Linked DNA regions of Homo sapiens: region 1 is linked to region 2. A link is a loop called in an ENCODE intact Hi-C map of the cell type or tissue named here. Cell type or tissue: heart right ventricle. All regions are shown on one strand. Each heading gives the region's core, and the rest is flanking DNA. Links, peaks and the distances in the headings are about the cores only.

The links. Hi-C counts contacts between places; a loop is a spot of excess contacts. Peaks named below come from ENCODE experiments on the same cell type or tissue, not always from the same donor. Only the 100,000 strongest peaks of a DNase experiment are listed, where the experiment ranks them.
Region 1: it touches region 2 in a loop (4-fold over the local background); 5 of 110 quality-filtered maps call a loop at or near these places.

The regions. Positions count from the first base shown.
Region 1 is chr22:24,800,489-24,811,377 of GRCh38, reverse strand. SGSM1 (small G protein signaling modulator 1) reads right to left here and starts at 5,167. Exons shown (of 25, transcript NM_001098497.3): 1 at 5,034-5,167; 2 at 4,894-4,937. The coding sequence starts at 5,052. RefSeq lists a silencer at 5,120-5,329. In heart right ventricle, for the core only: CTCF peaks have their summits at 7,962 and 8,162; DNase peaks (open chromatin) are centred at 3,517, 5,237 and 8,157; H3K4me3 peaks cover 1,374 bases; H3K27ac peaks cover 2,167 bases.
Region 2 is chr22:24,889,681-24,900,569 of GRCh38, reverse strand. It overlaps SGSM1 (small G protein signaling modulator 1), which reads right to left. Exons shown (of 25, transcript NM_001098497.3): 17 at 6,957-7,139; 18 at 5,279-5,347; 19 at 2,011-2,598. Among named protein-coding and RNA genes, the nearest start is that of LHFPL7, 52 kb to the left of the region's middle. RefSeq lists enhancers at 1,802-2,302, 2,303-2,803, 8,427-8,928. In heart right ventricle, for the core only: no CTCF peak of the experiment used is centred there; DNase peaks (open chromatin) are centred at 5,409 and 5,909; H3K4me3 peaks cover 1,264 bases; H3K27ac peaks cover 2,137 bases.

The DNA.
Region 1 (10,889 bases), core at 1,705-9,704, 90 kb after region 2:
GTTGTTCAAGAACAGTACATTCGTATCAAATTAGCCTAGAGAAGTGAAGGGCGCAGCAGGTGCAGGATGGGTAGGGTGAGCGGGGAGCAGATTTTCCTGCCTTAACAAGAGTTATTCTGGGCTGGCCACTTCTTTGTGCTCCTAGTGGTGGTGGGCTGAGGGGGTGTCTTGTGTATTGCAGGAATGTGAGCAGCATCCCTGGCCTCTTCCCACTAGATGCTGATAGCACCCCCAACTGTGACAACCAAAAATGTTTCCAGACATTGCCAAATGTCCCCTGGAGTAGGGTTGCCAGATTTAGCAACACATACTCATACTAAAAACTTACTCACTGTTTATCTGAAAGTCAAATTTAACTGGGCGACCTGGATGTTATCTGGCAACCAAACCTAGGGACGGGAGACAAAACTGCTCCCCTTCATTAAGAACCACTGGGTCACAGTAAAACTGCAGGGTCCCCATGGTAACGTCAATTGCTTCTCTCGTTTTTCTCCAACCTTCTTAGCAAGTCCTGCCTGCCTCTCCCATCTCATCACCCCTAACCCAGAGGCTGGGAGGCTCAGTTCTCCAAACAGGCTCTGTTCAGCAGCTATGATGATGGCTCCCCAATTACAGCCCTTCCACCAGCTCCGGTCGCAGAGCTAAATGTAGCTTCCACTCCAGGACCTGCCTCATCTCCCTGTCTCCTTCCTGGGGTCTCATCTGCCTCCCACCAGCCCCTGCATTCTCCCCTCCAATTAAGAGGCTTTCTAGGCCCAGCCCAGAGGCAGGAAAACAAGGCAGTTAGTCACTTTGCTTCCATTATCAACTGGCATCACATGGCTGGCTCCTTTAATGGCAGTTGTTATGGCAACGGGAAGCCAGTCCCTGCTCGCTCTGGGAACCAAAACAAAATTAAGGGTTGGCAGGGAGGGTAAAGGAAGCCAGGAAGGAGCCAAGATAGAGCTGGTCAGATTTAACTGGAGGAAATCACGCTGAGGCCACCTTGTTTCCAGCTTTCTCTTGGTGGTACCGAGGACAGAGGGAAAAAAAAAAAGGATGCTTGCCCTGGAGGAGCTCAGGCTAACGTGGTGGGTGTTCTCGCAGGGTTTATCTTGCCAGCTGAATCATTTTCATCCCCATTATGAATAAACGGAAACCCACACACTGATAAAGGTAAAGACAGATCTTGTCTAAGATTGTGCAGTGAACAGGCCAGCAATTTCAGCTCCATCACCTTCTTTCCCTGTTCTCGATGTCCTCCCCATTCCTTTCCCTTGCTTTTGGGATAAGACCACATGTTCCGCCTTCTCCGCATCTGCACCTTTCTCCTTTGTCTCTGCTCCGGTCACTTCGGTTCCTTCAAATTCACAGTGTTCCCTCCAGCCACAAAGCTTCTGCATGTACAAAACCTTCTGCCAGGAATGGTTTTTCTTAGTGTCTCTCAACCCTCTTATCTTCACCTTAAAGTCCTACTCATCTTGCACCTGTCTTCTGAAACGTCATATCCTGGGCCCCTGCACATGGTCAGTTGTCCCTGTTTTGGGTTCTTGCAGCCCCGGGTGCCTCTCCTTCACATCTCTGTTCACAGCCTGTAATTATCCTTGTAATTTTGATAAGGTAACTGTTGGGAGTGTGTTTCCTCCGCTGCAAGGTCAGCCCCAGGAGGACAGGGACAGGGCCCATCTACAAGGGGCCTGTCCCTGCTATATCCACAGAACCTAGCCCAGGGTCTGACACACAGCCCTCAGTAAATAAACACATCTGGGGTTGGAATCCAGCTCTAGTTGAGCCCAAAGTTCTTCTTGACCTGCCTCATGGGTGCTGTGTCCAGCTGGCTCCCCAGGCCAGCACTGGACAGTTTCCAGCTCCCAGCCTCTGTTGGCCCCTTCGTGGCTGCAGTGGCTCTGGCAAACCTTGCAGAGCTGCCCAGCCTATCTAGAGATGTCGATTGTTAAGGCACTCCTTCTAGAAAGAAGGCTGGGGAAACAGATGTACACACAGAAGACAGATATACACACAGACACATGTAGATATGTGTACATACAATGCAGTCTCTGGGTGAGGCTGTGACAGGCAGAGATGTGGCTCCTTTGAACCCAGAGAGTGGGGAGGAGGGAGATCTGATTTGACTCTCAGATTTCTAGGCAAAGAGCTTTCCCTTCTGTTCCACTAGAGACTGGCTCTCTGACACTGAGAGAGATGCTCCCCAAAGAGGTAAGCAAAGGAAGGAAAGGACAGGGGAGACGTGCTTTGGGGGGCACCGAGTTGTTGCCATGTTCTTAGGGTACCTATGTTGAATAGGAACTCAAAAGACAGAAGAACGGAACCTGTTCCCTCACACTGGTTCTGTGCCCTTGAAATGTCACTTATTGTCTCTGGGCCACAGTGTTCTCATCTGTACAGTAGAAACTGTACTGCCCACACATTCTGTCCAAGGTGTGGCACCGTGTAGATTTGGATGAGCATGTTTGTGGGATGGGAGGGTCAGAGTGTGGCTCTGACATCAAAAAGACCTGGGGGGTAAGTCCCAACTCTGTCCCATCTTGGCTGTGTGCTCTTGGGCAAGTTATTCCCCCTCTTTGAGCCCAAGACCCAAACTAGACTGACACGGGTCAGACCTTAGAGGACACTGATACTAATGCATCCTTCTGCAGATGGAGAAACTGACTCCTAGAGAGAAGAAGGAACCTGCGCAGGAAACTGAGGAAGATGGTAGCTGAGCTGGGACCTGGGCCTCAGCCAGAGCCTTCCCCAGATGTCTTACTGGTGTTCTCTTCTGCCTGCAGCCCCCTCCCCATTCAACCAACCATTGCCTTAAAAACAAAGCTACCCCAGGCAAAAACATCTCAGGGACACATATTACACGTAGGTCTGGTTAAACCACGAACAAAAAGACAGCAGGTGCTTTGTAAGGTACATGCCCCTCCACTGAAAGTGACAAGGATGTTGTTGGTCTGTGAGTTCTATTGAAAAGAGGTTCTAGGCTGGGAGCAGTGGCTCACGCCTGTAATTCCAGCACTTTGGGAGGCCGAGGCAGGCGATCACGAGGTCAGGAGATCGAGACCATCCTGGCTAACGTGGTGAAACCCCGTCTCTACTAAAAATAAAAAAATAAAAAATTAGCCGGACATGGTGGCTCCTGTAGTCTCAGCTACTTGGGAGGCTGAGGCAGGAGAATGGCGTGAACCCAGGAGGTGGAGTTTTTAGTGAGTGGAGACTGTGCCACTGTACTCTATCCTGGGCAACAGAGCGAGACTCCGTCTCAAAAAAAAAAAAAAAACACCAAGAAAAAAAAAAGATAAGAGGTTCTAGATGGATCTCCCTTGGAATACCCACAGGAGTCTATACAAGGGCTGAGCTGAAAACTTCTGGGCCTTTCTGAGGGATCCAATGTATTTTGCATGTCTCATTCGAAAATGCTAGAATGTGCAAGCAGCCCTGGAGCTCATTCTTTAAACAAAATAGGACATGCCACACACAGAGACACACACACACACACACACACACGCAGGCACATACTCATGCTCCCGGAGGACGGAGGAGCAGCAACAGGTCCAAGCCTCGAGGCTGCCCTTGGTGGCTGTCTGCCACTGTGCAGGGAAGGAGGGGTCATCAGTGATGCTTGATGCTGCCACCTCAGCCAACACCCCCAACACATACACACACATGCACGCATGTACACACACACACACTGAAAGCCAGGCCCAGAAACCAGGCCAGCCCACGATGTCTGCTGCCATGCAAGGCCTTGGGCTAAGCGCTGATAAGGTTCAAAAGTGATGAAGACACAGCAGCAATGGGGTCTGAGACTGAAGAATGGGGAGGGCAACACACAAGACACACGCACACAGACGGAGTCACAGCCCTAGTTATTCATGCAGACTCATGCATCACATGCCACACACCTACTCAAGATACACACACACACTCACAGCATCACTCATTCACAGACTCATGCACCACACAATATACACACACAGACCCACCCTCACAAAAACAGATACAAAGACACACATAGATACGTGTACACACAGTGCAAAGAGATACACTTAGGTATCTCCAGACAGATGCACAGACATTCTCATACGCACACACTCACAGCCACAGGTCCTCACCCATGCAGGTATACACACCAGAGCACGCAGTCCAGGCATCGAGATGCTACCCCAAGGACTATAAATTCTGTCTATGGGGTTCTGGGAGGTCATTGGCCATGAGCCCTAAAGACTAGACTGCCCCCCTCTCCACGCGCTGACCCCAAGGAGAGTGGAGGGGCAGAGGAATGGCAGAACCTCTCTGATTCTCACCCTCTGAATGTGGGGTGGGAGTGGGGCGGGGGGAGTGAAGGGACCCCTACTGCCAGGGGAGCAGCTCACTGACCCGTGACTCTCAGGGAGGGAGTCCCCTGGCTCTTGGAGGTGGCTCCAAGGACTGAGAATTCGGGGGCTGGGAAGGGAGGTTTTATTTTCCTTCTGCCTTTTCCTGAAGCGTGCCCCACCTTCGGCAGCCCCATTCAGAGCCCCTCCTCCAGCACACCCTGTGGGGGGCGTCCCCCTAGCAGCTTCTCTCTCTTGGAAGGTCCCCTTCCTGAGCCGCGCCCACCTGCTCCTCCACAAGAGGAGGTCCTATCGGGATACATCCAGGTGTGCCCCACACCTGGAGGGCCCTCACGCTACATCCGCCCCCGCAAAAAGCCTCAAATGGGCCAAAGCCTCCCCACACCTACGCCCACCCCCAAACTCCCTCGCTGCGCCTCCTGCCCTGCGGGAGGTCAATGCCCACCCAGGTGAGCCCCACACCTGTTCTGGCCGCCCCCCCGCCGCCAGAGGCCACCCTTCCACGAAGACTCTTTTCCCGTTTGGCCGCTGCTGCCGGGGGAGTCCTGCCCAGTGCCCCCACCCCGGCACCCACCTCCTTCTTGACGGTGCGTAGCAGCCTCTGTCGGGTCTCCGCCTCTGTGGGACAAGAAACGAGAGCCGCGGGTCAGCCGAGAGAGGGTGCGGGGGCCGGGCGCTGCCCTCCCGCCGCCCTCGTGTCCAGCGGCCTCTTACCCGCGGGGGCCGAGGCCATGGCTCCGAGCGCTGCGTTCCGAGTCCCAGGAGGCGGTGGCGGCGGTGGCGGCGGTAGCTCCTCCGGCCGCGGCGCTGCTGCTGCAGCCGCGGCGGGGCGGGGCCGAGCGCTGAGTGACGGCCGGAGGGCGCCCGACGTCAGGACCCGAGGCGGCCGCCCCACCCCTCCGGAAAGCCACCGCTCGGCGGGGCAGCCGGGTCGCCTGCGCCAGGAGCCTTCGCGCCAAGCACGCACGCTCCCTCCCGCGCACCCAGCGCCCGAGCCTCTCAGGCTCCCCCAACCTCCACGCCAGCGCCCGCGTCCCTCCCTCTTCCCTAGGGCGGGGAAGGAAAGCGTCCGTCCTGAACCCTCCTCTGTGGGCCAGGCTCCAGGAAGTCACAGGAAATGGTGGGGCTACTACCGATATTCTCCAAGCCTCAGTTTTCTCATCTTTAAAATGGGTATAATGTGGTATAAAATGGGCATAATGGGTCTCAGAACGATCTGAGCCTTAAGTGAGATATTGGATGTGAAGCCCTTAATACAGACCCAGGGGGAAAGGCCAGCGAGCATAAATGCTTGCCACTGTTACTGTTATTATTATTAATTATTATTATTGAGGGTCTTCCAGCCGGTCGCGGTGGCTCACGCCTGTAATCCCAACACTTTGGGAGGCCGAGGCGGGCAGATCACTTGAGGTCAGGAGTTCGAGACCAGCCTGGCCAACATAGTGAAACCCCGTCTCTACGAAAATACAAAAATTAGCCGGACATGATGGCGAGCTGCCTGTAATCCCAGCTACTGGGGAGGCTAAGGCAGGAGAATCTCTTGAACCCGGGAAGCAGAGGTTACAGTGATCCAACATGGCGCCATTGCACTCCAGCCTGAGCGACAGAGTGAGACTCCGTCTCAAAAAATAAAAAAAATACAAATACAAAAATTAGCCAGGCATGGTGGCGTGCTCCTGTAATCCCAGCTACTCAGGAGGCTGAGGCATGAGAATTGCTTGAACCCTGGAGGCAGAGGTGTCAGTGAGCCAAGATTGTGCCACCACACTCCAGCCTGGGCAACAAAAGTGAAACTCCATCTCAAAAAAAAAAAAAAAAAAAAGAGTCTTCCAAGATACACTGGTTATCCATTCAGGAGAGGCCGGGACTTAAGTGGCTCCCTCCCCGACATGCAGGTCACTGGAGGAGTGGGGTTTTCCCAGGAGTCTGGCCCCAAAAGGAGGCACTTGTCAGCCAGGATCTCTGGGGCTGAGCAAGCAGTGGGCTCTGTGGGAAAAGCCTTGTTCCATCAAGAGCCCCTGGTCACCCCAAGTCCCTAACTGTATCCACCCAGAATGCAACTCAGGTCAATATTTATTGAGCACCTACTCTGTGCCAAGTGACTGTGCTAGAGATTTCTAAGTGAGCAAGACAGACAATGAACTCTGCCCTCATGGAGTTTAGGAGGCGGACAACAAAATATGTAAGAAAAGGACAGACCATGCTGGAAAGTTCTGGAGAAAAATTAAGTAGGCAAGGGGGACAGGGAGGGCCCAGACCCCTGGGGATCGTATTCTGAAGTAGGGTGGTTGAGGGAGGCCCCACTGAGCAGGTGACATTTAAGCAAAGAGGAAAAGGAGTAGGCCATGGGGATTTCTGGAGGAAGAGCAGTTGAGTCAAGGGAACAGCAAATGCAAAGTCCCTGAGGAGGGAGTGTGTCCAGTCAAACAGTGACAAATAGCACAGATGCCTGTGGGGCTGGAGTGGTGTGAACAATGGGGACGGTGGTGGGATGTTGGCCAGAGAGGTGCAGGGCCAAAACCCTGTATGACTTTGATGGTGATGTTAAGGATTTGCAATGCCTTTTAGGGTCCCCCAGTATTCAGGCCTTCCTTCAGAAGGACTAGAGGGCAGCTTAGAGTGCCTCTCCGTGCAGCAGTGGATCCAGAGCCCCCTTTTTTCCATTGGTCAGTGTCAGGGGTCTCTGGCCGTAAGCCACAGAAGCTGACTTTGGCTTCCTCAGGCAAAAGGAAATAAACTGGGAAGATAATATGTGATCCCAGAGCCCATGGGAGCCTGGAGAACTGGGAAATGGGATGAAATCAAGGTGGCTCTGGAAGGCCAGAAAGGGGAATCTTGGGAATATTTGCCTGGCAAGGACAGTGTGGTTAGGGCACTGCTGCTCTGGTAAAGAGAATGCCATTCGTTTAAGGTTTTCATCCTATGGAGGGAGTGCCTGATTGTCCTGACCTGGGACACAAGCCTGCCCATTGGCTTGGGGAGAGGTGTCTCAATCACAAACCCCTGCTCCACAATCTCCAGCAAGTCCCCCAGGAGAATGGGAAATGGTTGCTTGGCAGCAAAAATAATCATATATTGCGCACCTACTATGTGGCAGGCACTGCGCTAAGGGCTTTGGGTTTTGCTCACATGATCTTATTGACCCTCCTTCCACCCCACGCTAACCCTATGAGCCTTATGTCATTGACAAAGCCAAGCCTGGAGGGGGTTTCATCCCTGTTTGTTTAACAAGTGTGTGGCCGCCAGGATTCTGACCTGAGGACCAAAGTGATTGATCCATTAGTTCCTCTCCTTGGCTTCACCCCTAAGTTAACTGGGGTACTTTAGGAAGGTGGTAGGGTGCCTAAGCCTCACTCTAGGGAATCATTTTTCAAAACCCACATTTTTCCTTTTCCTGCCAAGCACAAAGTCTGGGAAGTTGACCTGTGCTGGTCCTTGAAAACCTGGAGCTTTTCCTCCAAGATAAAGGACTCCATGGTGTTTGGTGCAGTTGCAACTGGCAGGAGGGCATGGTTGACCTGCATGCAACTCAGGTCAACAGATATTTATGAACACCTACTGTGTGCCAGGTGACTGTGCTAGATACTTCTAAGTGAACGAGACAGGCAAAAAGCTCTGCCCTCGTGGAGCTTAGGAAGCAGACAATAAAATAAGCAAATAATAGAGTATGTTGGAAAGTTCTGGAGGAAAACAAAGTAGGCAGGGGAGACAGGGAGGGCCCAGACAGATGGGGATTTTATTATGAAACAGAGTGGTTGAGGGAGGCCCCACTGAGCAGGTGACATTGGAACCCTGAATTCCATGGGACCAGGGATTGCACCCTGCTGCAGTTGGAACACTCACCACTAGGGGCACCATCACCTAAGATCAGCTTGGGAAGAGTTGCACTCTCCCTGTGGCCAGAATAGGAAAATTTACCTGGGTCCCAAAGCCTCCCCCAGTGTCTGAGAATCCCATTACCTGGCCTATGACACCTCACACCCTTAGCGCTGACCAGTGGTGCAGCAGCTGGAACCAGTTAAGAGAAGCCTCTTTCTCCAGCAATGTTTCTTCAGCGCCCTCAGCTGGGAAAGGTCAGCTCTGTGATCAGCGTAAATGAAAAATGCTAAGAAAGTCCAGGCTAGGCCGGACGCGGTGGCTCACACCTGTAATCCCAGCACTTTGGGAGGCCGAGGCGGGTGGATCGCCTGAGGTCAGGAGTTCGAGACCAGCCTGGCCAACACAGGCGTGGTGGTTCACACCTGTAATCCCAGCACTTTGGGAGGCCGAGGCAGGCGGATCATGAGGTCAGGAGTTCGAGACCAGTCTGGCCAACATAGTGAAACCCTGTCTCTACTAAAAATACAAAAAAAAATTAGCCGGGCCTGGTGGTGTGTGCCTGTAATCCCAGCTACTCGAGAGGCTGAGGCAGGAGAATTGTGTGAACCCGGGAGGCAGAGGTTGCAGTGAGCCAAGCTTGCACCACTGCACTCCAGTCTGGGCAAAAGAACTAGACTCCGTCTCAAAAAAAAAAAAAGAGAGAAAAAAAAAACAGCTTAACCAAGACATGCAGCTGGAAAGTAAGAGAGGCTAGATTCAGGCCGAGGCACTCTTGAGCCTCTTACTATACAGAGAAATCTTGATTAATGTTGTGTTGCATGCCCTATGCAGCAGATACTCCTTGTTGCTGCGATGGTGAATTTTATCTGTCAACTTGCTTGGACCAGGGGTGCTCAAACATTTGCTCAAAGGTTATTCTGGGCGTGACTGTGAGGGTGTTTGTAGATAAGATTAATGTTTGAATCCATCGACTGAGTAAAGCAGATTGCTGTCTCTGATGTAGGTAAGCCTCATTCAATCAATTGAAGATCTGAATGGAACAAAAAAAGGCAGAACAAGAGGAAACTCCTCCTGCCTGACTGTTTGAGCTGCGACATCTTTTCCCACCTTCTGACTCAAATTGAAACCTCTGCTCTTCCTGGGCCTCGGGCCTTCGGACTCAGACTAAAACTGCACTATCAGCCCTCCTGGGCCTCCAGTTTGCTGACTGCAAATCCTGGGACTTCTCAGCTTGCATAATTGTATAAGCCAAGTTCTTGTAATAAATCTCCTTATATATGTATAGATGCATACATATATAAGTGTGCATATATTTATATGTGTGTATATATGTACATCTTGTTGGTTCTGTTTCTCTGGAGAACACTGACTAATACAGTTGTCACCTCAATATTCGTTTGCCTCCCCCTCTTTTTAATGAAACTGAATTTGCCCAGGTATCCAACTCTACACATTGGCCACTGCCTTGGAAGACCCTGTTCTTCTTCCCATCTAGGTAGGTCCTGACTGGACTAAGTCAATCATGGTGCTCCTGCAATTCGCAGTTGCAAAAATATGGAACCAGCCCAAATGTCCATCAATCAATGAGTGGATAAAGAAAATATAATATATATACCACAGAATACTACTCAGCCATAAAAAGGAATGAAATAATGGCATTGCAGCAACCTGGATGGAGTTGGAGACCATTATTCTAAGAGAAGTAACTCAGGAATGGGAAAGTAAACATTTTTTTTTTTTTTTTGAGATGGAGTCGCACTCTGTCACCCAGACTGGAGTGCAGTGGCGCAATCTCAGCTCACCGCAACCTCCGCCTCCCGGGTTCAAGTGATTCTCCTGTCTCAGCCTCCGGAGTACCTATATATTTTTTGGATTTTTAGTAGAGACGGGGTTTCACCATGTTGGCCAGGCTGGTCTGGAATTTCTGACCTCAGGTGATCCACCTGCCTTGGCCTCCCAAAATGCTGGGATTACAGACGTGAGCCACCACACCCAGTCTTTTTTTCTTTTCTTTTTCTTTTCTTTTCTTTTTTTTTTTTTTTTTTTGAGATGGAGTCTCACTCTGTCACCAGGCTGGAGTGCAGTGGCACAATCTTGGCTCACTGCAACCTCCACCTCCCGGGTTCAAGTGATTCCCCTGCCTCAGCCTCCCTAGTAGCTGTGACTGCAGGTGCGCACCACCACACCCAGTTAATTTTTGTAATTTTAGTAGAGACAGGGTTTCACCATTTTGGCCAGGATGGTCTCGATCTCTTGACCTCATGATCCGCCCGCCTCGGCCTCCTAAAGTGCTGGGATTACAGGCGTAAGCCACCGCACCCAGTCGGGAAACTAAACATTCTGTGTTCTCACTTGTAAGTGGGAGCTAAGCTATAAGGACACAAAAGTATAAAAACGATGCAATGGGCCGGTGCGATGGCTCATGTCTGTAATCCCAGCAGTTTGAGAGGCCGAGGTGGGTGGATCACCTGAGGTTGGCAGTTTGAGACCAGCCTGACCAACATGGAGAAACCTCGTCTCTACTAAAAATACAAAATCAGCTGGGCGTGGTGGTGCATGCCTGTAATCCCAGCTACTCGGGAGGCTGAGGCAGGAGAATTGCTTGAATCTGCAAGGCAGAGGTTGCAGTGAGCCGAGATCCCGCCATTACACTCCAGCCTGGGCAACAAGAGCAAAACTCTGTCTCACACGCACACACACACACAAAAAGATACAATGGACTTTGGGGACTCTGGGGGAAGCATGGAGTGG
Region 2 (10,889 bases), core at 1,107-9,106:
CAAAATCAGCCGGGCGTGGGTGCGTGCTTGTAATCCCAGCTACTCGGGAGGCTGAGGCAGGAGAATCGCTTGAACCCGGGAGGCGGAGGTTGCGGTGAGTCGAGATCACGCCATTGCACTCCAGCCTGGGCAACAAGAGCGAAACTCTGTCTCAAAAATACAGAAAGAAAGAAAGAAAGAAAGAAAGAAAGAAAGAAAGAAAGAAAGAAAGAAAGAAAGAAAGAAAGAAGAGGTTAACAATAAGAACAAAAGCTGGGGTGCACTGGTTCATGCCTGTCATTCCAACACTCTGGGAGGTCACAGCGGGTAGATCACTTGAGGCCAGTTCAAGACCAGCCTGAGCAACATGGCAAAACCCCATCTCTATAAAAAATACAAAAAATTAGCCAGGCATGGTGGTACAGCCCTGTAGTCCCAGCTACTTGTGGGGCTGAGGTGGGAGGAAGGATTGCTTGAGCCCAGGAGGTGAAGGCTGCAGTGATTGCGCCACTGCCCTCCAAATCACGCACAGAAGGAGACTATTTCAAAAAAAAAAAAAAAGCAAGAGACTATAAAATAATCAAGTAAGTCATTTTATAGCATATTTGAAGAAAGGCCAAATAAAATGTTAAAAAATATATTAAACACTAGAGATAGGTGACAGAAAATAAAACATTCTGGAAGAGAGAATTACTGAATTGAAAGGAGATCTGAACAAACAATCCAGAATTCAGCACAGAAGGACAAAGAAATGATAAAAAAGAGAAGCAAGCTAGGCATGGAGGCTCACGCCTGTAATCCCAGCACTTTGGGAGGCCAAGGCAGGCAGATCACGAGGTCAGCAGATCGAGACCATCCTGGCCAACCCGGTGAAACCCTATCTCTACTAAAAACACAAAAAATTAGCCGGGCGTGGTGGCGGGCGCCTGTAGTCCTTCTACTTGGGAGGCTGAGGCAAGAGAATGGCATGAATTCGGGACGCAGAGGTTGCAGTGAGCCGAGATCACGCCACTGCACTCCAGCCTAGGTGACAGAGCGAGACCCTGTCTCAATTAAAAAAAAAAAAAAAAAAGAAAAGAAAAGCAAAAAATGTGGAAGCCACTGAGGTATGTGCTTCATCTAAATAAGAGAGTAGACTAAGAAAGAGGAAAACATGACTGACACAAAAGGAAGCTCAAGATCAGGACGAGGAAGATTGTGAATGATAATGACACATCAGGTGCAGTGGAGTGGAGGGCATCAGTAGGCTTTTGGGGAGAAGTCCTTGGACACACAGAACAAATGAAAAACATGATATGTCTAAATGTTTGAAAAGAGATTTAGGAAAGTGGCAAAGACTTCTGGGGGTGAACTGACTTTAAATATGCAGCAAACTAAGAAAAAGAAAACAGGAAAAGGAAAACACATCTAGGAAAAACAAATTTTTTTACAGGAAAGACAAAAATTAGGACAGTTTACTACATGGCTTACCTATTACTCTGTTAAAATAATGCAAGCACTGACATTTACAGTAGTTGCATAAAATATTATAACACTGTACACGTTTTTTTTTTTTTTTTTTTTTTTTTTGAGATCTTGCTCTGTTGTCCAGGCTGGAATGCAGTGGTGCGATCTCGGCTCACTGCAAGCTCCGCCTCCCGGGTTCACGCCATTCTCTTGCCTCAGCCTCCCAAGTAGCTGGTACTACAGGTGCCTGCCACCACGCCCGGCTAATTTTTTGTACTTTTAGTAGAGACAGGTTTTCACCATGTTAGCCAGGATGGTCTCGATCTTCTGACTTCGTGATCCACCCCCCTCAGCCTCCCAAAGTGCTGGGATTACAGGTGTGAGCCACAGTGCCCAGCCCCCCTTTTTAAATGCTACGTTATCTTCTCTCCCAAATGGGTTTCTACAGTGAATCCTCCATGACGGAAAAAATGCAACGAACCAGAGGTCTGACTCCGGGGTCATTCTGGATAACAGGCTTGTAGTACATCCCACCCTCCTGCAGCTGGAAAGAAGGAAATGGAACGGAGGGTCCTGGTGACTTACAGAGTAGGTGACGCCGCTGGAAGACACAGGGGACACCTCGTTGGCAGAAGTAGTCACAGCCAGAGAAGCCAGGGCAGGGAAGAGACTTTCCATCTCAGGCTCCTCCGAGAGGTTGTCCTCACTGTCCGCCTGGCCATGTTTCTCTGTCTCGCTGCTCCTCCAGCCCTCCATCACAACATCGTCCTTTTCAGGCAGGGCCATGTCCAGGCTGCCCGTGATGGACATGAACTCGTCCATGCTCTCGTTGGCCAGGAGGTCACTCTCCAGGCTGTCCTGCACGGCCAGCTCCTCCCGGGGAGCCTCATCCTGAGATGTGGTGGCCTCGCTGCTCTGCCTGTCATCCACGCTGCCATCCCTAGGTCGCAGCACCGTGGGGGTGTTCCGCTGGGCGTCCAAGACACTGTCTTCTGTGCTCAGACTGGGCTCTGAGTGCTCTGAGAGGCCCGAGGAGAAGTTATGGGAGGAAGGATGACCCGAGTCTGGGGAACAAGTGCCGTTCACTAGGTTCCCATTGGGGATCTTGGGCTGTTTCTCCTCCAATCTGCCTTCAGCCTCCACCTGCTCCACCTCATCCACAGACTCAAACACCTGAGGACAAGGTGCACAAAAACAGATGGACCGGCATGTCGACTGCAGCATTACTTACATCAGCAACCTAAACATCCAACAACAGGTGATCGGCTTAAATATGGATCAAGCATGCAGTGGAATACCATACAGTCAGTGAAAAGAACGAGGCAAAACAAGGTGTAATATACGCTCCCATTTGTGACAAATAAGAAAGTGATCTAGGCTGGGCATGGTGGCTCACGCCTGCAATCCCAGAACTTTGGGAGGCCAAGGCAGGTGGACTGCTTGAACCCAAGAGTTTGACACCAGCCTGGGCAACACGGTGAAACCTGGTCTCTGCAAAAAATACAAAAAATTAGCCTGGTATGGTGGCACACACATGTGGTCTCAGCTACTTGAGGGGCTGAGGTGGGAGAATCACCCAAGCCTGGGGAGTCAAGACTTCAGTGAGCTGTGACCATCATGCCACTGCACTCCAGCCTGGGTGATGGGAGTGAGACTCTGTCTCAAACAGCAATAAAAAAGTGATCTATGTGCTTGTGTATGCATAAAATAATCCACAAAGAGACAAAAAAGTACTGCAGTTGACTCTGTTTTGTCTTGTTTTCTGAGATGGAGTTTCTCTCTTGTTGCCCAGGCTGGAGTGCAGTGGCACAATCTTGGCTCACTGCAACCTCCACCTCCCGGGATCAAGTGATTCTCCTGCCTCAGCCTCCCGAGTAGCTGGGATTACAGGCACTCGCCACCATGCCTGGCTGATTTTTGCATTTTTATTAGAGATGGGGTTTCACCATGTTGGCCAGGCTGGTCTCGAACTCCTGACCTCAGGTGATCTGCCCACCTCGGCCTCCCAGAGTGCTGTGATTACAGGCGTGAGCCACCACGCCCCGCGTGCAGTTGACTCTGAGAAGGGGGTACTAGGGAATCAAAATAAGGGGAGACAATAACTTTTCATCATATAGACTTTTACCATGTGTACCTAATTTTATTTTTATGTATGTATTTATTTATTTAAGATGGAGTCTCGCTCTGTTGCCCAGGCTGGAGTGAAGTGGCACGATCTTGGCTCACCACAACCTCCGCCTCCCGGGTTCAAGCAATTTTCCTGCCCCAGCCTCCCAAGTAGCTTGGATTACAGGCATGTGCCACCATGCCCAGCTAGTTTTTGTATTTTTAGTAGAGTCAGGGTTTCACCATGCTGGCCAGGCTGGTCTTGAACTGCTGATCTCAGGTCATTGACCTGCCTCGGCCTCCCAGAGTGCTGGGATTACAGGCATGAGCCACCGTGCCCAGCCTCATGTATACATAATTTTTCTCATTCAAAAAATTAGTTAACACACGGAAAAGGCAAAAAAAAAAAAACCAAAAAACAAAAAATAAAAAAACCCTATTACTTTTACACCCAGGTGGTTGACTATTATGAATCAATTTTTCAAGTTAGATATACATGAAATACTATGAAAAAAATCTCCAGAATACATTTTAGAGATTTTTTTGTGACTCTTTGTGTTCTTGGATCATATCAAGGGTACACAGTTAAAGATCATGTTCCAAAGTCACCTGAAATATTTCTTCCCTGTGTGGTTATGTCACCAACTTGATTTATGGTTAGTTTCATGTGTTTCTGTGTTTTCAAAAACTTCTTTTTGATTCAATTGATTTTAATTATGTAAAAAGTTTACCTAGCTTCAGAGTCAAAACCAGAGTTTTTTTTTTACTCCAAAATCAAAATTAGGAAGCAAGGCATATTCAAGGAAATGTAGCTTCTGTCTCTGCCCCCTCCTCTCTCGGTAATCATTCTGATTCGTTTCTGGTTGCTCCTCATACCATTCTCAAAAATGGAGGCAAATATATACAGATATTAATATTGCCTCTTCTTACACAAAAGGTGACAACACACTATGCATGTTTTTGCACTTGGCTTTGTGTGTGCGTGTGTGTGAGACAGGGTTTCACTCTGTCACCCAGGCTGGAGTGCAGTGGCGTGATCATGGCTCACTGCAGCCTCAACCTCCTGGGCCCTGGTGATTCTCCCACCTTAGCCTCCGGAGCAGCTGGGACTACAGGCACGCACCACCATGCCCAACTGATTTTTTTCGTATTTTTTGTAGAGACAGGGTTTTGCCATGTTGCCCAGACTGGGTTTAAGCTCCTGGGCTTAAGCTATCTGCCTACCTTGGCCTCCCAAAGTGCTGGGATTACAAGTGTGAACTACCATGCCCAGCCAGCTTTTTTCTTTAAAAACGGAGTGAGATTGAGTTATCTCTTTTCACCAATTGAAACGGAAAGTTGTTGAACAACATATATGATGGCATTTATGTACACATTTAAAAAACAACTACCAAACATTGCTATAGATTATATATTTCTGTGTATGTATATGCATACAGAAGGTTTTGAAAGGAACACAGCAAACTCATGATAGTGGTGTTATTTCAAGAGAGGGCAGGCAGAGATTAAGGACGATCAAAGCAGACTTTGACTTTCTCTACAATGTTTTAGTTTTTTGCAGGGGTGATAGATCCATATATTTCTTGCATTACTAAACAAAAAACAAAAAACAATGTTTAATGCTAATATAAAAAGCTAAAACAAATAAAGCAAAAAGTGACCTACAGATGACGGACACCCAACCCCCATGACCCCAGGCAGAAGGGAGAGGAGTGGGTGGGAGGGGGCGAGGCCTCCACAAGGTCACCTGTGTGCTGCTGCTGGAGTCGCTGTGCAGGCGGATGTTCTGGCGGCCCGAACTGCAGCTCTGGGAGGACTGAGAAAAGAAAGAGCAGGAGGGAGGGAGGGTGAGGCTGCACCCTGGCCCAGAGCAGGAAGGACTGCTGGGCTGGGAGCCAGAAAGTCTAGTTGCATCTCTATTCCTAACTTGCACAAGTCCTCTCTCAGAGCATCAGTTTCCTAGCTGTAAAATGAAAGGGGGGCACCACTCCCTGCTTCCTGGAGCCTCTTCAGAGACCGCTTTGACCTCTGGGTTCCCACCTCTCACCTCTGCAACTAGAGCACCCCACCTTTAACTGCTCTGTAATTGAGACTTCTGGCCAATATTTCAGTTCAACTCACAGAGTAACTGGTTCTATTAATGGCTCCACTTTTTTTTTTCCCATGATCCCTGTATACATGCTTCTGCCCTATAACCTCATAGTCCTTGCCTACTCTGACACTAGACTTGGCCATGTGGCTTGCTTTTGTCAATGGGATGTTAACAAACTTGACTCAGCAGAGGCTTAGAACACCCTTGTGCATTTCCGCTTTCTCTCTGTGGCATCTGCTTTCACCGTGAGAGCACGTCCAGGTTAACTTGCTGGGCAGTGAGCCACGTGGAGCACAGCTGAGTCACCCCAGGCAAATACGAGAGCCCAACCAAGATAAACAAATGTTTTAGTTGACCAGTTACGGACAGCTGGTGCCAGAATAAGCCTCGCCTAGCCCAGTTAAGAACAGAACTTGCCAGCTGACCCAGAGTTGTGAGCAAAAATAAACGCTGACTGTTGGAAGTCATTGATTTTTGGTGGTTGTTTGTTACACACTGTTATTGTGGCAATTGATGACTGATATCATCACTGCTGAAGAAAATTAACTTTTTTTTGAGAGGGAGTTTCGCTCGTTGCCCGTGCTGGAGTGCAGTGATGCAATCTCGGCTTGCTGCAACTTCCGCCTCCCGGGTTTAAGTGATTCTCCTGCCTCGGCCTCTCAAGTAGCTGGGATTACAGGCGCTCAGCTAATTTTTGTATTTTTAGCAGAGATGGGGTTTCACCATGTTGGCCAAGGCTGGTCTTGAACTCCTGACCTCAGGTGATCCACCCGCCTTGGCCTCCCAAAGTACTGGGATTACAGGCGTGAGCCACCACCCTCAGTCAAGGGTGGTGAGATCCTACTTTTTACTGAGATCCTACTTTGGGCTATTAAACTGGAAGTTCTGGGAGGACAGACCAGTCTGTCTGGGTCACTGGAACATTCCTGATATCCCAGGATATTCCTGATAGTACCTGCACATAGTAGATACTCAATAAGCATTTGTTGAATCAATGAAAGTCAGGCAGTGCGCCAGGCACTTTATATACATTGTCTTGTTTGGACTGTACACGAACCTCCTCTACACCTGATTATTCCCATTTTACAGATGCAGAAAACTGAGGCCCAGAAGAAAAGGTACTGGTAGGGAACCCCAGAACTACTAAATGGTGGGACTAGAGTTTGAATTCAGGTCTGATTCCAAAGTCACCGCACACTCTTAAAGAAAAAGCCAGGGGTGAGACTGTCACCAGGCCCCAGACACCCAGTCTTCACCACTCTTAGAACAGCCCAATGAAGCAGACCCTGACCTTCCCCAGCCCCCGCGCTCCCCGAGGCCAGCCGCCCATCACCTCATTGCTGATGGTTGAGTCCCTGTGCAACATCCGGTGCAGGTGGCTGTCCAAGCTGGCCCCGGATGAGCATTTGGCCAGGGCGGCCGCATGGGACTCCCGCTCCCTCTGCCGCACGATCGCCTCGCAGCCCAGCCACTCAGCCATGGTCTGTGCATAGCAGGCATGAATCTGCTCGTCCACCTGCCAGGGCAGATGCAATGTCACCCGAGGTGTCAACAAAGGGGCGCCTGGGGAGGGCCAGACCAACGTGGAAGAGAGTGGCTCTGATCCATCCAACATTCACGCAGTTAACATCCAGCAGATATTAACTGAGCACCTACTATGCTATGCCTAGCACTGGTTAGGCTCTGAAGACACAAAGGGAGCAAGGCTACTTCTTTCCTTATTTCCCTCCTTCCTTTATTCATTCATGCATACATATATAAATTTCAACTATTCATTGAGTCCTTACTATGTGCTAGATAGTACATAGGCCCTGGGGATACAAAAGTGAGAAGACTGTTTCTATTTTTCTTTCCCTCCCCCCCCTCCGCTTCCTTCCTTCCTTCCTTTCTTTCTTGACAGAGTATGGCTCTGTCACCAGGCTGGAGTGCTGTAGCACAATCTTGACTCACTGCAGCCTCCCGGGTTCAAATGATTCTCCTGCCTCAGCCTCCTGAGTAGCTGGGACTACAGGCATGCGCCACCACGCCCAGCTAATTTTTGTATTTTTTTTTTTTTTTTTTTAGTAGAGACGGGGTTTCACCTTGTTGGCCAGGATGGTCTTGATCTCTTGACCTCGTGATCCGCCCGCCTCAGCCTCCCAAAGTGCTGGGATTACAGGTGTGAGCCACTGCGCCCGGCCAAAAGTGAGAAGACTGTTTCTTTCTTTTTTACTACCTTCCCTCTCTCTTTACTCATTCATTCATCCATTCATTCACTCACTCAATTTGATAAGTACCTATTACATACCAGGCACCAAACTAGCCATATGGAATACAAGATGAGCAAGATGCTGACCTTCCCCCACCTATCCACTCAATCAACGCATGACCTGAGGGCCTCCCATGTACCCCACATGGGCTACAGGTGCTGAGGATACAATACAAATAAAACCAACCCGCTTCCTTTCCTTACAGCAATGGCCTTACAGAAGGGCCACAGATTTCCAGCTTTTTCCTTGTGGGATTCAGCAAAGAGGTGGGGAGCTTCCATTGTCCCTGAGTAACACAGCCCAGGTAACAGGCTCTGCGTCTGCCAGACCTCTGGGCACCACGGGGACGGATTGGCTGATCTAGGTAAGGAGAGCCAGGATGGGAAAAGAGAGGGTGGGGAGCCCGACCCTCTCCTATGGCTACTCAGGACTTCGGGAGGGGGACTGAGGGTCCATCCTGCCCAAGGGCCTCGCCTGAGCCACTCCCTCCTGCCCACCTCCCTGAGACTCCTCCAAGCCCTGCCCACCTCCCAATTCCCAGTGCCATCCTGGGCCAGGGTTACACCACTTTCACCTAGATGCATGGCCCCAGCAGCCTCCATCCAGGTCTCTGTTGCAGCCTGACCACCCCGCCCCCTGAACCGTGCACCACTTAGCAGTCGTGATCCTTGTTTCCTCTCCAGCCTCCCCTCTCACTGCTGCCTCCACCATCCTACTCCTTCATGTCTCAGCAACTCACACCCACCATGCCCTTCCTGCCCCTCCCTAAACCCATTCGGACACACACACCACACCACGCTGGTCTCCCCTCCAGACCTCTGCCTGTGCTGTCTTCTCTTCCCTTCTTCACCCTCTTGGCCCGAAAAGTAATTCCTTCTGAGAATTTACGAACAACCAGCTCCTCCAGGAGTCTTCTCTGACTGCCTTCACCCCTGCCCGTCTTAGGTGCTTCCCATATGCTCCTGCAGCCCTCGGGGTTGCCTCAATCCCACCAGTGACCACCACAACCCCCATGAAACTGGGAAGGACCTCACCTAATGTGCTTCTGCATCCCCAGCTCTGAATACGGGGCTCTGTACATCAGAGTTGTCAGTTACTGACTCCCCAGGAAGCCACCAGGCATGGGTGAAGTGTGGAGGGGCCTCACACTAGTACTGAGATGAACTTCAGACATTTCACTAGCATGGGTCCTTATAATACAGAACTACAGAAACTTTCTGCTTTCTCCTCTCCTTCAACTTTTCTGATTACCCCAGGGAGAAAGGGCCAGTCTGGTGCTCCTATGCTTCCCACACTTCTCGATACTTTGTCATCTCCCCTCCATCCTTTATATTTTTTTAGACAGGGTCTTACTTTGTCACCCAGGCTGAAATGCAGTGGCACAATCATAGCTCGCTGCAGCCTCCAACTCTTGGGCTCAAGCAATCCTCCCGTCTCAGCCTCCTGAGTAGCTAGGACTATAAGCACACGCTACCATGCCCAGCTAGTTTTTAAATTTTTTGTAGAGATGGGGGTCACGCTATGTTGCTCAGGCTGGTCTTGAACTCCTGGCCTCAAGCAATCCTCTTGCCTTGGCCTCCCAAACATAATCTCCCTTTTTAACAAAGAGACGGCAGGCCTTAGGCAGGCTATAACATCTAGTTAGAACAGAATTACACCATTTAATCTCACTCTATTTTTATAGTTTCCTTCTATTCACGACAAGTTATACTGGCTTCTCGTTTATGGCAGGGATATAAAATATCTTTTAAAATAAGTTGTATAAATCTTAAGCGAGTCAATTTAAATCAAATGTTAAATAAATAATAGTACAAGTGATACACGAATATAGAGTGTAAAATACCACCAGATTTTAGGCTGGGGGTAGTTGGCTCACGCCTGTAATCCCAGGACTTTGGGAGTCCGAGGCGGGCAGATCACAAAGTCAGAAGTTCAAGACCAGCCTGGCCAACCTAGTGAAACCCCGCCTCTACTAAAAATACAAAAAACATTAGCCGGACGTGGTGGCAGGTGCCTGTAGTCCCAGCTACTTGGGAGGCTGAGGCAGGAGAATCGCTTGAACCCAGGAGGTGGAGGTTGCAGTGAGCTGAGATCGCACCACTGCACTCCAGCCTGGGCAACAGAGCGAGACTCCACCTCAAAAAAATAATAATAATAAAAAAACATATACAAGCAGATGCAAAATCTGGTGAAATCCTAGTAAGACCTGTAGTCTAGCTAGTTGTATTGTGTCAGTGTTAACACTCTGGTTTTGACAGTGTACTTACTTTAGTTACATAAACTGTTACCACTGGGGAAAGCTGGGTGATGGGTACCTGGGACCTCTTACTTTTGCAGCTTCTTGTGAACTTATAATTACAAATGCTTCTCGACTTACGATGGAGTTATGTCCCAATAAATGCATCATAAGTTGAAAATATCTTAAGTCAAAAATCCGTTTAAGTCCGGGCGTGGTGGCTCATGCCTGTAATCCCAGGACTTTGGGAGGCCAAGGCGGGCGGATCACAAGGTCAGGAGATCGAGACCATCCTATCTAACACGGTAAAACCCTGTCTCTGCTAAAAATACAAAAAATTAGCCAGGCGTGGTGGCAGGCGCCTGCAGTCCCAGCTACTTGGGAGGCTGAGGCAGAAGAATGGCGTGAACCCAGCAGGCAGAGCTTGCAGTGAGCCGAGATCGCGCCACTGCACTCCAGCCTGGGCGACAGAGCAAGACTCCGTCTCAAAAAAAAAAAAAAATCCATTTAAGGCCAGGCCCGGTGGCTCACGCCTATAATCCCAGCACTTTGGGAGGCCAAAGTGGGTGGATCACTTGAGGTCAGGAGTTCAAGACCAGCCCGGCCAACACGGTGAAACCTCGTCTCTACTAAAAATACAAAAAATTAGCCAGGCATGGTGGCGGGCGCCTGTAGTCCCAGCTATTTGGGAGGCTGAGGCAGGAGAATGGTGTGAACTCAGCAGGCAGAGCTTGCAGTGAGCCGAGATCGCGCCACTGCATTCCAGCCTGGGCGACACAGC